4 separate regions of the Homo sapiens genome follow, and all the other regions are linked to region 4. A link is a contact called in ENCODE Hi-C or POLR2A ChIA-PET data. All regions are on one chromosome and are shown on one strand. Each heading gives the region's core, a stretch centred on a gene start or an enhancer-like site at or near the end of the contact. The rest is flanking DNA. Distances are from core to core; before and after follow the strand shown. Region 1 holds the start of DYNLT2 (dynein light chain Tctex-type 2). Region 2 holds the start of PHF10 (PHD finger protein 10). Region 3 overlaps WDR27 (WD repeat domain 27). Region 4 overlaps WDR27 (WD repeat domain 27).

Region 1 (3,453 bases), core at 703-3,202, 97 kb before region 4:
GGAAGCTGAATGTGTTTTACGACCAGAGCATTATTGCTCTCAGCATTCCTTCACTATCCCAGAGTTATCAAAATAAGCAATTTTTTTAAATGGGGAATGGGAGAGCAGAAACCAAGTATAACGAACAAGAAGGAAAAAGAACCCCACGTACCTCTGACTACCTAAACGGTGTTGAAGAAAACCACAATGTCATCCCAAAACATGCCTCTTCGATATAAAAACAACAACAAATTTGAGCTGAAGACAAGAGGCAGCAAATGAAGGAAAAGCTCTCTCTATCCTCCCCCTCTTCCGCCCAAAGACAGGATATAAATTCTTTACTGGGGATAACTTTAGACTTACCAGACCAGTTAAGGTACCAGGGGAATCTGCAAACAATTCTTACTCCATTAGTTTCCGAATATGTATCTACCTTCCCAATTTCCTGCCCTTTGAAGCCTAAAACTGCTCTCCTGTGTCCTGTCACTTCTCTGCAAATCTACAGTTCTTTGTTGAAGATGGTATACAAATGTAGTTCTAAGCCACCATTTCAAGTTACTTCTCATTAAGGTTTATCCCTTGTGATGTGTACTCTGTCCAAGAATAAACTTTTTTCTTGTTATCCTTTCATTTGTTAAAGGGGTCACTCCGAACTAAGATGGGCAGAGGTAAAGTTTAGCCTTCCCTGCCATGTAAAAAGTAGCAAACCGTACTGGTTTTCCATGGAGAATTAAATACAATCGAAATCCTCACAATTACCCCACATGACACTAAGACCATCGTATAAACCTGCAAAGAAGTCAAATTCAGGATCTAAAGCGGAACCGAAGCTCTTTATTTTGGTGTGTTGAGTTAAGGGGGGGCTGTGTTGTGACAGTCATAATTAGCTCTGGGCAGCTTCCTAATGTGGAAACTGCTATCAGTTGCCCTGTTTGCTCCTCCTGCACCCAGAAGTTGCACTTTCCACTCTCAGCCCTGGTTTTCGAACAATCCCAGCAGGCCCTAACAATTAAGTCATCACTAAAGAAATCTACATCAACTATTTGTTGATTGGCGATTGTCACTCGCATCCTCCATGTGGCTCTATGGGGCTGGAACTCTGCAGACTACACTGGGCCGGTGCTTTGGAGCTGGACTTAAATTTGAATCATTCCTCAGCCTCTGACTACCTCTTGCCTTGGAAAAGTTACTTTATCGGAATCTCAGTTCTAAGTGAAATAAAACGGTGCCAGGCTGCACCTGGTAGGGCTACAGTAATCAGATAACACATGAAAAGCATCTAGCACATAGTACTCAAAAATGGTAGTTATCGTTATCATCATTTTGGAGACGGGGTCTCGCCGTCGCCCAGACAGGGGTGCAGTGGCGCGATCTCGGCTCACTGCAGCCTCCACCTCCTGGGCTAAAGCGATCCTTCCACCTCAGCCTACGGAGTAGATGGGACCACAGGCCCCACCACGCCCGGCGATGAACACAAATTTACTGTCCGAGTGTGGACCCTACAGGCAGCGACTAGGAAACTGCGCTTCTAGGAACGAGCCACGGTCAGGTGAGAGCCCGACCTGCGGCTTTCCGCCCCCGCGCCACCGCGCACAGCCCTCCCTGACCGTCCGCCGCGTTCCAGCTCAGGGCCAGGAGGCGACGGAGAAACCGAGCCTGGCCCAGGGAGGCCGGCAGGGCCCGCCAGGCGTCTTGCAGGGCCGAGCGTCCGATACCGCCACAGAGGCCAGGGCCGCGACGTCGCCAGCGCCCTCCAGCGCGGGACCGCCGGCCACCGCAGGCGCGTGCTCGCTCGCCCACTCCGCGTAGCCGAGCACCACCCAGCCTGGCGCCGACTCCCTGCCTAGCTCGGGATCGAACCGGGCCCTACACCCGCCCTACCTCCATAACTTCCGGTGCCCCGCTGCGGCGCGCGTGAATGACGCAGGCGCCTGCGCGCCCCTCCTCCAGGCGCTTTGGAGCCCTGGCGGGCACTTCCTACCGTACGAGGCGCAGGTGGGAGACTTCCGCCCTCGCGGGACTGGCTAGGGCGTTTGACCGCCGGCGGTGAAGGGGAGGCGGTGGGCGTCTTGGAGAACAGAGCGAGATGGAGAAGCGAGGCCGAGGCGTGAAGTCGAGCCCCATCCAGACCCCGAACCAGACCCCTCAGCAGGCTCCGGTGACGCCTAGGAAAGAAAGGAGGCCTAGCATGTTCGAGAAGGAGGCAGTGAGTGCGGAGACTGCTAGGGGCCCGAGACGGCTATGTCCGACCGTTTAAGTGAAATCGCTCCCCAGTGGGCCCCGCTCCCGTCACCACCCCCAGAGCCAAGGAGGCAGCATCTCCCTTTTGTGTTTCTTTTTTCCCCAGATGCGAAATTGAAGCCTGAGACTGAGTTGGGCAGTCCCCTTTGGACTTGAGTGCTAAAGTTTTCTTGTTTTTTAATTAGGGCCATAGAACCCTACATAAGTCGATTGGAAGGGTGGTTACAAGATCTTCTTTTCAAATTTACTCAGCTTGCGGATTTCCTGAGAGTACTCTGAGTATTATTGCTTTGTACTAAAACACAGTATGTTAGTGTATTTAGTGCCATTATAAGCAGTTTTGCTAGCGAAAAATGAGTGTGTTGTATTAAAAAAATAATTTGATAAACCAGGCAGAATAGTGCCATGTTTTGGGTTTTTAAAACATCAGCAGTCTGGATATTTGAAGAATGTACAGGAGAAAAAAACTTAAGTTGAAAATACCCTGTCCAAAACTTACTGATATTGATGGAAAGGGTCATTATTCAGTTTTATTGGTGGTATAACAGGTATTTCTATATGATTAGGCTTTGAAAACCGTTAATGTATTAAAGACTCTATATTTTATTGATACTTTAACAGAAAATTAGTTTGCCCAAGGATACAAAGCTGTAATGATAGAGCTGGGACCAGAACCTGTATGCTAGTACTCGGTCCAATTGGCCTATACTGGTTTCTCTTCGTACTTACTTCGTGGACCTATAATAGGATGAAGATAGAGATGACAGGCAAAACAATTTTTTGAAGACCCTAAAACATTTTAAGATTACTCTTAAAAAGAGAATTCTCAAAATAATGGCGAAATTTCAGGTTCTTGTTTCCCTGGTGTCTACATTTTACAGAGGAAAGAACGAACTAAATAAAGGAGGAAAAGCAAACAGGCCAAGTTTACACAGCTAAGAAAAAGAGCAGAGCAGGGCTAGAAACCTAAATCAGTTGGACTTAAAACTTCACACTCCCAAACACTATGCTGTATTTCTTGGCAATGAGTCTGAGTAACAGGTCACCAACAGTAAAGAAAAATTTCTATATATTGAGGCAGACAAGGGTGGCTTTTATAAACTTACTGCCTATCTGAGGTCTGAAGTGGTCTTTAAAATTCAATGAGCCTGAACTCAAAATGAGGAGACACATAGGTGCACCTGGTATATAGGTTAAAATCTGGGAGTGAGGGGACATGGACCAAAGTAATTA
Region 2 (2,971 bases), core at 286-2,785, 70 kb before region 4:
GTAAACTATAGGTGTATTCAGGGAGGTAAAGGAAGATAAGGGGTTTAAAAGGAAAAACGAGGAGGATTACGTAAGTTGTTTTGAAACAATTATCCTTGGCTACAAAGATCAGTAACAAAGGGGATGGCCAGTCCAAGGTTGGACAGGCAGTTGCTGCGCAAATGTCCTTGAAGCATTTTTTTGTGTAGTTTTGTGGCCTTTGTGCAAGGTTGTGGTTTTGGCAGTCTTTTGTGCTAATTCTTTATATCAGGCAATTATTAGTGAGAACTTTCCCATCACGGCTTTCCCTGACTCCATTCTCTGACAGCTTTCACAATCTAGAGACAGAATCCCGGAGGGAGAGGAGTACCAAATAGCTTAAGAGTTTTTTTTTGTTTTTGTTTTTTTTCTTAAAAAAAAAACCGCTAAACTCTACCCTGATCAGTGAAAAGAATTTAGCTGAAAGATGCAGTTTCTTCTTGGCAGATTCAGACAAGAAGTGCGGCGGAAGCTTACACCTGCACGTGGTGGGACAGAGGCAAGAACGGATGGTCTGGCTGAGGCTGAGAGAACCAAGCTGGATTAGGATCGGCTTGAGGGCCCGGCGTCGTCAGTGGTGACCTCTCTGACCTGAGGCAAGTGAGTCAGGCTGGACTGAGCGTGTTAACGTCGGTGTTTGTCAATGTGACGCGCTAGAATAATCCCTTTATCTTTCCCAACTTTTGTTTGTTGAGTGTAGGCAACTATAATGAATGGAAAGGAAACCGGATTGTACTTTAAATCCGAGAACATTCTCTACTCTCCAGAACAAGTCATCTGCAGGCGCAGGCAGTGGAATCCGTGAGGCCAGCTGTACGGCGGGCCGCCCCGGACCCAGGCTTGGCTCCTCACTTTCCGCTGTTTTTAGTGCGGTCCTACAAGTGCCCTGGTGCAGCCCGAGATCAGTAATAAATGCAGCTGAAATACACCGGCTCCCACGTTCTCGCGGGGGTACCTGCCAGGCCGGCGTCCACGCTCCTCCCCGGCTCCCGGCCGACCGCGTTCTCGGCGGAGGCATCAACCACGCGGGCACGCAAAGCCACGAGGGCCGAATCTCAGCGACTTCTTCCCGCTGTGCCTCCCGCACGCTCCGGGGCGGGCGCCGACAGCCCCCGGGTGCAGCTGCGGATGCTCGGGGAAGCGTGGCCTGGGCAGGTGGCTCCGCTGCTCTCTCGGAGCGCCACCAGCGAGAGGGGCGACCCGAGAACAAAGGCGGGAGAGGAGCGGCGACCGCGAGCGCGTAGAGGCGGAGGCCGCGCAGTCTCCGCGCGACTGCTCCGGGCAGGGCGACCCCCGGCAGAGAGGGGGCGGGGCGGGGACCCCCGGGAGGGGCGGGGAGGGGCGCGGCGGGGGCGCGGAGAGAGGGAGGGAACGAGGGTGACGCGCGGAGGGGCCGGGCCGGGGGCCGCGGGGAGGGGGCGGCTGCGAGCGCGCCAAGTGGCGACGTGCCGGGCCGGGGCGGGCCGGAGGGCGGGCGGGAGGTGGGGCGCGCCGGGGGCTGGGGGGAGCCGCGGCCGAGTACAACGCCGGGCCGTGGGGAGCCAGGCGGCGGCGGGGCTGAGGCGGCCGCGGGGCTGAGGGGAGCGGCGGGGCTGAGGCGAGCGGCGGGGCTGAGGCGAGCGGCGGGGCTGAGGCGGCCGCGGGGCTGAGGCGAGCGAGCGGCGGGGCTGAGGCGAGCGAGTGGCGGGGCTGAAGGGAGTCGCGGCGGCGCTGAGGCCAGCGGCGGAGCTGTGGGGGGCAACGGTGCTGAGGCGGTGGCCGCGGCCGGGCGGGTTGGGCTGACGTGAGAAGCGCCGCCGCCGCTGGGCCTCCTCCATTCCGGCCCGCAGCCCCGCGCCCTCCCAGCCTTTGGCGCCCTCCCGCGCGGGCGGCGCGCTGGCGACGGCCATGGCGGTGGCGGCGGCGCTGGCGGGCCGCGGGGCGCGCGGCGGCAGGGGCCGGCCCCCGGGCGGGCGGGCGGAGGGGGCGGGGCCGGGGCGGCGGGGGGCCCGCGCGGCGGCGGCGGCGGCGGCGGCGGCAGCGGCGGCGGCGGCCGGGACAAGGCGGAGGCGACGGCGGCGGCGGCGGCGCGGGGCGCTCGGGCTGATGGCGGCGGCGGCCGGGCCCGGGGCTGCGCTGTCCCCGCGGCCGTGCGACAGCGACCCAGCCACCCCCGGAGCGCAGTCCCCGAAGGTGAGGAAGCGGCCGGTGCGACCCGACCCTGACCCCGTCCCGGGCCTGGGTGCCGGGGCGTGGGCCCAGTCCCACCGGCGGCCGCCCAGCGTCTCGGGGGCGTGGGCCCAGGCCGGGCGCCGCGCCTGAGACCGGGGGTGGTCGGCGAGGCGGGGCCCCGAGGTGAGCCCGCGGCCTCTAGCGAGCAACAAGTGCGGGCGGGCGGGGGACGCGGCGCGGCTTCCCCGAAGTTGGCAGCCGGCCCTGCTTGACAAGCTTGTCCCCAAAACGCCTCCTCCTAGGCCAGCCGTGGGACGGAACGCGCCCGGGGCCGAGAGAGTTGGCCTCGGAGGGGCCTGCAGAAGCGCGCGTTCGCTCAGCGTTCATTCCGCGCATAGTTTGCCGAAGTGTTTGAACGCTTACTGCAAAAACCGAGTGGCGAACGATATGGAAAATCAACACACTCAGTGAACTTACTGTAATAACTAAGTTAATACGCAAGCGTCCGGATGTTTTCAGCGGAAGTCTGTTAAAACTTTTTACTGCTTGAGGAGGTGAAAAGAAATTGGTGCTTGTGGAGAAAATGGAGATGAGCAGTAGTGTCACGCATCAAAACGTTTTGGTTCTAAAGTTAGGCTAGCAGTTTGTGACAGAAAGTTGGAAGGGAGGAATGATGTTTTAAAAGCCTGGAAGCTTGAAATTGGATTGAAATTAGAAGGCGGTGGGAACTGGAATGCTGCAGAGCCAGCCAGCCTTCGTGCGGTGCGCGGTGTGCCGTGTGCGCGTTGGCAGGGGAAGCCGT
Region 3 (3,451 bases), core at 220-2,719, 120 kb after region 4:
CACACTGGTTACATCCAAAGACAAAGCTACATGGAGAATAAAGGCCGAGACAGGCGGATCACGAGGAGTTTGAGACCATCGTCGCCAACATGGTGAAACCCCATCTCTACTAAAAATACAAAAATTAGCCAGGCATGGTGGTGGGTGCCTGTAATCCCAGCTACTTGGGAGGCTGAGGCAGGAAAATCGCTTGAAACCAGAAGGTGGAGGTTGCAGTGAGCTGAGATCGCACCACTGCACTCCAGCCTGGGCAAAAAAGTGACACTCCATTTCAAAAAAAAAAAAAAAACAAACTGTTTAATGTTGCAGAATTCTCCTCACCTGCCCTGTGCACCTGCTGTGATTTCATGTCGATTGCAGACCATGAGACCATGAGTAGAGCAGGTAACACTCAGCGAGCTGGATGCTGGGGTGCTTCTGGGAAACAAGCTCTATTCTGCAGGAGTCTGCTGCCCATCTGCTCTCTGCCAGGAAGTATTTGACAAGTTACTACTGAATTGTCTTTCTCTTATCCAAATGTTTCTGTTCCTCAGATGGATTGGAAGCAGTGTTTGCTCCCCAATGTCCACGGGATTAAGATATAATTGTCTTTGGTTTTGAAAGGCAGTAATCTTTACTGGTTTAAGGAAGGAATCAACACGAATGAACTCCAGTAGAAAAAAAATGAAGATTCAATGTCATTCTTAATTCTAGAAAACTTCCTTGCTTCCTAACTCTGGACCTAAGAAAAGAAAACCAGCATCAATTCACTTATTGAAATGCTAATGTCAAGAAGGTACATTTTTATGTACAAAATGTAATCCATATATCCATTCATTCAACACATATTTAATGAGTGCCATGAAAACAGGTGAACAGGGCTGGCCAAGATTCTGTTTTCATGGACCTTAATCTAGTGAAAAACACAGACAACATGTCAGGCAGTGCTAGGTGCTGTGGCAGAAAGGGTAGAATTTGATACAAAGCCACTGCTATGTGTGGGAGGCTGAGATCAGACCAGACATCAGCTTTTTAACATGAGGAAGGATGTGGCTGCATCTCAGACATGAGACGTGCATGCATGAATGTTAGGAAGGTTTACAGTGATTCTTAGAAATGTAACCTCTAATCACAGAATTTAGACCTATGCCTCCTGGTAAATTTAGAATTGAGCCTTTGTTATGGATGCATTATTTTCATTGAGTTTACAGAATGGAGAGGTTCGATGTTCTGTGAGTGAGGGAGGGTGGAGAGGCACCGGCCTCAAGAAGGCTGAGCTGCTGCTGGGCGGTGCTGCGTTATACCAGCCATAAACATCGGCCACCTCCATGCGTTGCAGTCTCCTATGTAACGTGGGTGAGCCAGTGAAACCACAGAATCATCCCAAAGGTTGTGTCATGCTTTCATACAGTTGAGGCCATTTACATCCCCTCCTAAAATGTACACAGTCATGCATACTGAGGAGCAGAGGTGGGGAGGCCCTAGTGTGTGCAGCTTGTGGAAAACAGAGCAGCATTTGTAAATGTTGATACGTAGAACAAGAAACTTATCAAAGGAGGGACAAGAGAAAAGGCAGGTCTCTAAAATTAGTCACTGAGGACTTGTTTTCATCTCTGTTTTGAAAGGTCATGGGGGTTTCTCTTGAGCTAGAATGGAGGCAATTTGTGCAGTGCATGGACCAATCAGTGTGAGGGTGCCTGAGTTTCCAGTGACATATTTGCAACTGTTTGTGTTCATAGCTTTTGAGCTATGGCCATGGAAGATGGTTCGTATTATATTTAATGGTTGTTGATCCAGTATCTGGCCAGTGGAAGATATTTGTTCCTGATGGTCTGGCAGAGCTTTCGGCTCTGCAAACACTCATTGCTGTGGCTTCCAGCCCGAGCACACTGCGGTCACATCGCAGGAATGTGACAGTTGGACTGTAATTTTAGTTCTGCTCAATTTCTTTGTAAATGATTTATAAACCCAACTTGAAAAATTAATCTTTAAATAGGTTGCAGCATTTTAGTTATACTCAACACATAGGATTCCTATTACACATCTAATTCTATTATTTCTAGTTATGGCACAGTGCTATTGAAGTTTGTGAATTACAAAAACATGGCAACTATTTTTTTTTTCATTCAAGGATAAATAGCCTTAAAGTAAACAACTAAATAATACCAAGGGAAAAGATACAATGTAATTTTCTACATATAAAACCCCACAATTTAAAAGCTTATGCAAATTTTGAAGGATTTGTGCTTATAGTATTCTAATAGATATTTTAAATGGTGGTCCATTTGAATGAGCCTGTCCAAAATATGTTTATTTCAGTTATTTACTGAAAGACAAGCTAGAGTTGAATTAAAAAGTGAAGCATAACTCTGATTTAATGAGTGCAGTTTGGCCATTTAAAAAACCCTCTATTCTTAGTAGAGTCTTTGTAGAATATGCATTTATTTTATGGGAAATGTAAGATGCAGATACAGAAAAATAGTATGTTGGTGTAATTATTTTTTAACTTCAGAAATATTATTTCTAAACGTTTTCTTACTTTTTAAAGAAACAACATATTTTGGAAAATAGAAACTATAAATAGACAAAACAAAGGAAACAAACGAAGGGAAAAAACACAATAGCTTATTAGCATTAGCTGCCCCCCCCCCCCGCAGAGGTCACCACCGTTAACGTGCTAGCGTGTAAACTTCATTCTCTCCCTGAATGTGTGGGTGTGTATGCGTCTATTCACACATATATGCACACGCACATAGTGAAATGAGATTCTAGTGCAAATACTGTTTTTTAGCCTGATTTTTCACCTCCTTAGTTATGATGGTTGCATATAATTCTTTTATGTGGGTGCACCATAATTTATCTGATTCATGTTCTATTGTACATTCAGGTAGCTTCCAATTTGTGTTGTAAATATAAACAACGCTATGATAAGCATCTCTGTGAACACATTTTCATACTAGGGTGAGTATTTTCTCTTAATACTTTTTAGGAGTGTAACTGCTGAGTCAGTGTCTTCACTGTTTAATAGCTGTTGATACATATTGCCAAATTTTCTCCAAAAAGTTTGGGCCAACATGTGTATCTTCTAATAGACTGTGAGCAAACTATTTGTCTACATCAAACAATAAAAATTATTTTAGGCCAGGTGTGATGGCTCATACCTGCAATCCTAACACTTTGGGAGGCTGAAGCGGGCGGATCACTTGAGGCCGGGAGTTCGAGACCTGCCTGGCCAACATGGTGAAACCCCGTCTCTACTAAAAATATAAAAATTAGCCAGGCCTGTTGGCCCATGCCTGTAATCCCAGCTATTTGGGAGGTCAAGGCACAAGAATCTCTTGAACCTGAGAGGCAGAGGTTGCAGTGAGCCAAGATTGTGCCACTGCACTCCAGCCTGGGTGACAGAGCAAAACTCTGTCTCAAAGAATGTATATATTATTTTAAAGATGTTTGTTAACACAAATCACAGTTG
Region 4 (3,146 bases), core at 373-2,872:
TGAATCCACAGACGGGATTGAGAACCTCTTTTCCTGTTTGGCATGCTTTCCTCTGATTGGCCCCCACCCTTCACCTATTTTACATATTCCCACTCCTCCCTAATTGGTTTTTGACACTGCTGTGCCCATCTTTGAGTTGTACCTTTTTTTTTTAACCTTTTTTGCATAGTCACAAACCAATCAACATGCACTCCCCCATTCTGAGTCCATAAAAGCCCCAAACTCAGCCACACTGGGGGACCACCTGACTGAGGGTAGGGGGCTGCCCTCTCCGGGTCCCCTCTCTGCTGAGAGCTGTCACTCAATAAAACTCTCCAGCTGGGTGCAGTGGCTCACGCCTGTAATCGCAGCACTTTGGGAGGCCGAGGCAGGCGGATCACGAGGTCAGGAGATTGAGACCATCATGGCTAACACGCTGAAACCCCGTCTCTACTAAAAATACAAGAAAAATTAGCTGGGCGTGGTTGGCGGGCGCCTGTAGTCCCAGCTACTCAGGAGGCTGAGGCAGGAGAATCGCTTGAACCCAGGAGGTGGAGGTTGCAGTGAGCTGAGATCGTGCCATTGCACTCTAGCCTGGGCAACAGGGCGAGACTCCGTCTCAAAAAATAAAAACAAAAAAAACTCTGCCCTGCTCACCCTTCAGTTGTCAGGCCAGGCAGGGGCATCGCCAGCCTCGGGGGTCTCCAGCTGGCAAAGAGGCACCGAGAAGTCTTTCATCACAATGAATCTTCTCATATGTCTAATCTGGGGGCTGTTTATATGTAGAGTAATATTCTTTCTTAAGTGCGTTCTTTTCTGATTTGTCTTTTTCACTTCGTGTCTGTGAGATTTGCTTCAGTTGCTATACAGCGTTCTGTTGTCTGGATATACTGCGGTTTATGTACCCACGATTTATTCAGTATTAACAGACGTTTGGCTTGTCCCAGGCTGCTGTTGTGAGCAGTCTTTGCAGCACCCTGCTGTACCCTGGAGCCGGGAGGGCTGCCCTGATCTTCTGTGCGGGCAGCTGCTGGGCTCGGGGTTCCCCACATGGCAGGTCGATGGCAGACGATGGCAAGGGTCTTCCCAGGTGGCTGGCCAGAGGTTACTCCAGCAGCACACGCCGCCTCTCCTGCCCGGAGCTCTTGCCATGGCTGCATGTCGCTGGACGCTGGAATTTCTGCTTACCCAGTGTGAGACAAGAATAGCACTGGGTGGTCACAGGAGGACGGAAAACCCAGGCAACAGCGAAGACAGGAACGTGGCAAAGTAACCACAGGGCGGCAGAAAACCCAAAGCGAGGGAGAGAGAAGGCGAACCCACCAGCGTGATGTGTCCTCTGTTCTCCCGGGAAAACCCGAGTAAGAGACAACGAGGCTGTGTTGGGGGTTACCTAAAAATCCCCTCCTTTCCCAGAATACCTGATGATGATCCCGCACTGTCACTAAAGAAACACCCGCAAAAGAACACAAACTCCTCTGTGCGCGCTTCCTTCTGAACGGGGCTCCTCCTCCTGAGCGAGCCGCCTCCTTCTGAGCGCCCCTCCTCCTCCTGAGCGCGCCTCCGTCTCCTGAACGCGCCTCCTTCTGCTGTGCGCGCCGCCTAACCCTGTGCGCGCCTCCTCCTGTGCGCGCCTCCTTCTCCTGTGCGCGCCTCCTCCTCAGCTCGCCTGGCTTCTCACTTAGGCGTGTGCTTTCGCTTTGCAGCAAAAGCTGCTGCTTTTCGCATCTAAATTCTTGCTCTGAAGGTGCCAAGAACCTGGAAACCGGCTGGGAGTGGGGTCTCACCAGCCTTTGGAGACCCTCCTGAGCCGTCTGGCAACCAGTGACGATACAGAGGTGTCTTATGATTTCGTTTGCGTTTTCCTGGTTAAACATGAGGTGGTTATTGCTTGTGTTTAATCAGATACGCTTTACTGTCATAAGCCTAATTTGCATTTATTATCTCTTCGCTATTATTTTGTACAGGATCTTTTGGATTCATGTTCTTGCGTGATTGATTTCTCAGGAACTTTCTGAGTTTGGTTTTGGTGTGCCAGCTCCACAGAATGAGCTAGGGAGAGCTTTCTCTGTTTCTATACCTGAATGCTTGGTGTAATATTTTAAATTAGGTATATGATTGATTTTGAGTATAAAACCAGCCTTGTATGTCAGGGATAAATCCCATGATGTATACTCTTTTTGTTGTGTTGTTGAATTTGGTTTGCTAATATTTTATTGAGGAGTTTTGCATCAATTTTCATTAGAGAAGTGGGCCTTTAGTTTTTTGTTTGTTTCTGTTTTGTTTGTTTTTGTATTTGTTTTTTGGAACTGAATGAAGTGCACTGTGTTCTCTCAAAGGAGATTTGCGTTGCTTTCTAGGGGTTTGGGTGCACAAATCCACAGCTTCCGGCCTTTTAAGCCACTTGTCAAGGTCACTCTGACTGCAGGGCCAGCAGCCTGGGACCAGTACAGACCATCACGGCACAGGCTTCCTGGGCTAGTCGGAGAAGGTGAAGCTCGCATAGTGGCCAGGGACTTGGCCTTTCTGCCCTCACCTCCCTGAGGCCACACAAATCCTCAGCCTGTGTGGCTGGAGGTGCCGCCATCCACAGCTCACCTCAGTTTCAATATCTTGTCCTCATTTTCTTTTCCCTTTTTACAAAATGAAGCACATATTTCTTCTGGCTTTTGTGGCGTTTCTCTGTGGGAGAGGCCATCTGAATACCTAACCAGTGTGTTACCCAGATAATGAAAGTTAGCATTCACTTTTTAAATAGCAGTACCCTCAAAAAATTGAAAAAGTCCTATGTAGTAATGATGCTAATGAAGAATTGAAAGTGTTTATTAGGTAAATAATATGGTCTTGCACATTGTTTATGTGGTAAAGACTGATTTTTGTAGTCTTGTAAAAGACATTTTCTGTTCATTTACTTTTTTCATTATAAGATATGTATAAAATAAAACTTGCCATTTTAACCATTTTTAGGTGTATGGTTCAGTGGGATTCCATACCCTCACATTGTTGTGCAATGTAAAAAAGCCTTTTTGAACCATTTGCTTAATTAATAACAAAGGAATTTATATGTATATATACATTTCTAGTAAAAAATTTTTGGAAACCTTGACTAACCAATATTAATTAAAATGGCTAATAGTTGGAATCATACTAGACTGTTCAGATGGTTT

Evidence for each region. A loop is a pair of places that touch in the nucleus more often than their neighbours do. ChIA-PET counts read pairs that join two places held with the same protein, here RNA polymerase II (POLR2A). Pooled maps may share reads with other maps.
Region 1: a loop to region 4 is called in a map of CD8-positive, alpha-beta T cell, with 15 times the contacts of the local background. The contact joins the promoter of DYNLT2 here to the enhancer-like site in region 4. A Hi-C loop is called at or near these places in 5 of 168 maps with a recorded cell type or tissue (CD4-positive, alpha-beta memory T cell, CD8-positive, alpha-beta T cell and naive thymus-derived CD4-positive, alpha-beta T cell), 1 of 37 single-sample maps with no recorded cell type and 16 of 50 pooled maps. POLR2A ChIA-PET finds 5 or more read pairs at or near these places in 1 of 52 experiments (CD4-positive, alpha-beta T cell).
Region 2: a map of naive thymus-derived CD4-positive, alpha-beta T cell shows a loop between it and region 4 (10-fold over the local background). The contact joins the promoter of PHF10 here to the enhancer-like site in region 4. A Hi-C loop is called at or near these places in 4 of 168 maps with a recorded cell type or tissue (CD4-positive, alpha-beta memory T cell, CD8-positive, alpha-beta T cell and naive thymus-derived CD4-positive, alpha-beta T cell), 1 of 37 single-sample maps with no recorded cell type and 15 of 50 pooled maps. POLR2A ChIA-PET finds 5 or more read pairs at or near these places in 5 of 52 experiments (H1, WTC11, endothelial cell of umbilical vein and 2 more).
Region 3: a loop to region 4 is called in a pooled map, with 4 times the contacts of the local background. The contact joins two enhancer-like sites. A Hi-C loop is called at or near these places in 1 of 168 maps with a recorded cell type or tissue (IMR-90) and 4 of 50 pooled maps. POLR2A ChIA-PET finds 5 or more read pairs at or near these places in 2 of 52 experiments (OCI-LY7 and activated naive CD8-positive, alpha-beta T cell).

Annotation. Positions count from the first base shown.
Region 1 is chr6:169,750,071-169,753,523 of GRCh38, reverse strand. DYNLT2 (dynein light chain Tctex-type 2) reads left to right here and starts at 1,952. Exons shown (of 4, transcript NM_174910.3): 1 at 1,952-2,185. The coding sequence starts at 2,066. It overlaps ERMARD (ER membrane associated RNA degradation), which reads right to left and starts at 1,902. Exons shown (of 18, transcript NM_018341.3): 1 at 1,861-1,902. The coding sequence starts at 1,866.
Region 2 is chr6:169,723,064-169,726,034 of GRCh38, reverse strand. PHF10 (PHD finger protein 10) reads left to right here and starts at 1,535. Exons shown (of 12, transcript NM_018288.4): 1 at 1,535-2,190. The coding sequence starts at 2,104. It also overlaps a transcript of DYNLT2 not described here. RefSeq lists an enhancer at 870-1,412 and silencers at 1,344-1,643, 1,714-1,953, 2,054-2,433.
Region 3 is chr6:169,528,494-169,531,944 of GRCh38, reverse strand. All of the region lies in intron 25 of WDR27 (WD repeat domain 27), which reads left to right. Among named protein-coding and RNA genes, the nearest start is that of LINC02519, 140 kb to the right of the region's middle. Within about 2 kb of position 1,469, at least 7 of the 41 ENCODE cell types and tissues checked have a DNase peak (open chromatin) inside an H3K27ac peak, as active enhancers do.
Region 4 is chr6:169,653,192-169,656,337 of GRCh38, reverse strand. All of the region lies in intron 13 of WDR27 (WD repeat domain 27), which reads left to right. Among named protein-coding and RNA genes, the nearest start is that of WDR27, 47 kb to the left of the region's middle. RefSeq lists enhancers at 1-205, 1,411-1,460. Within about 2 kb of position 1,622, at least 25 of the 41 ENCODE cell types and tissues checked have a DNase peak (open chromatin) inside an H3K27ac peak, as active enhancers do; they include endothelial cell of umbilical vein, where a contact is called at or near this core.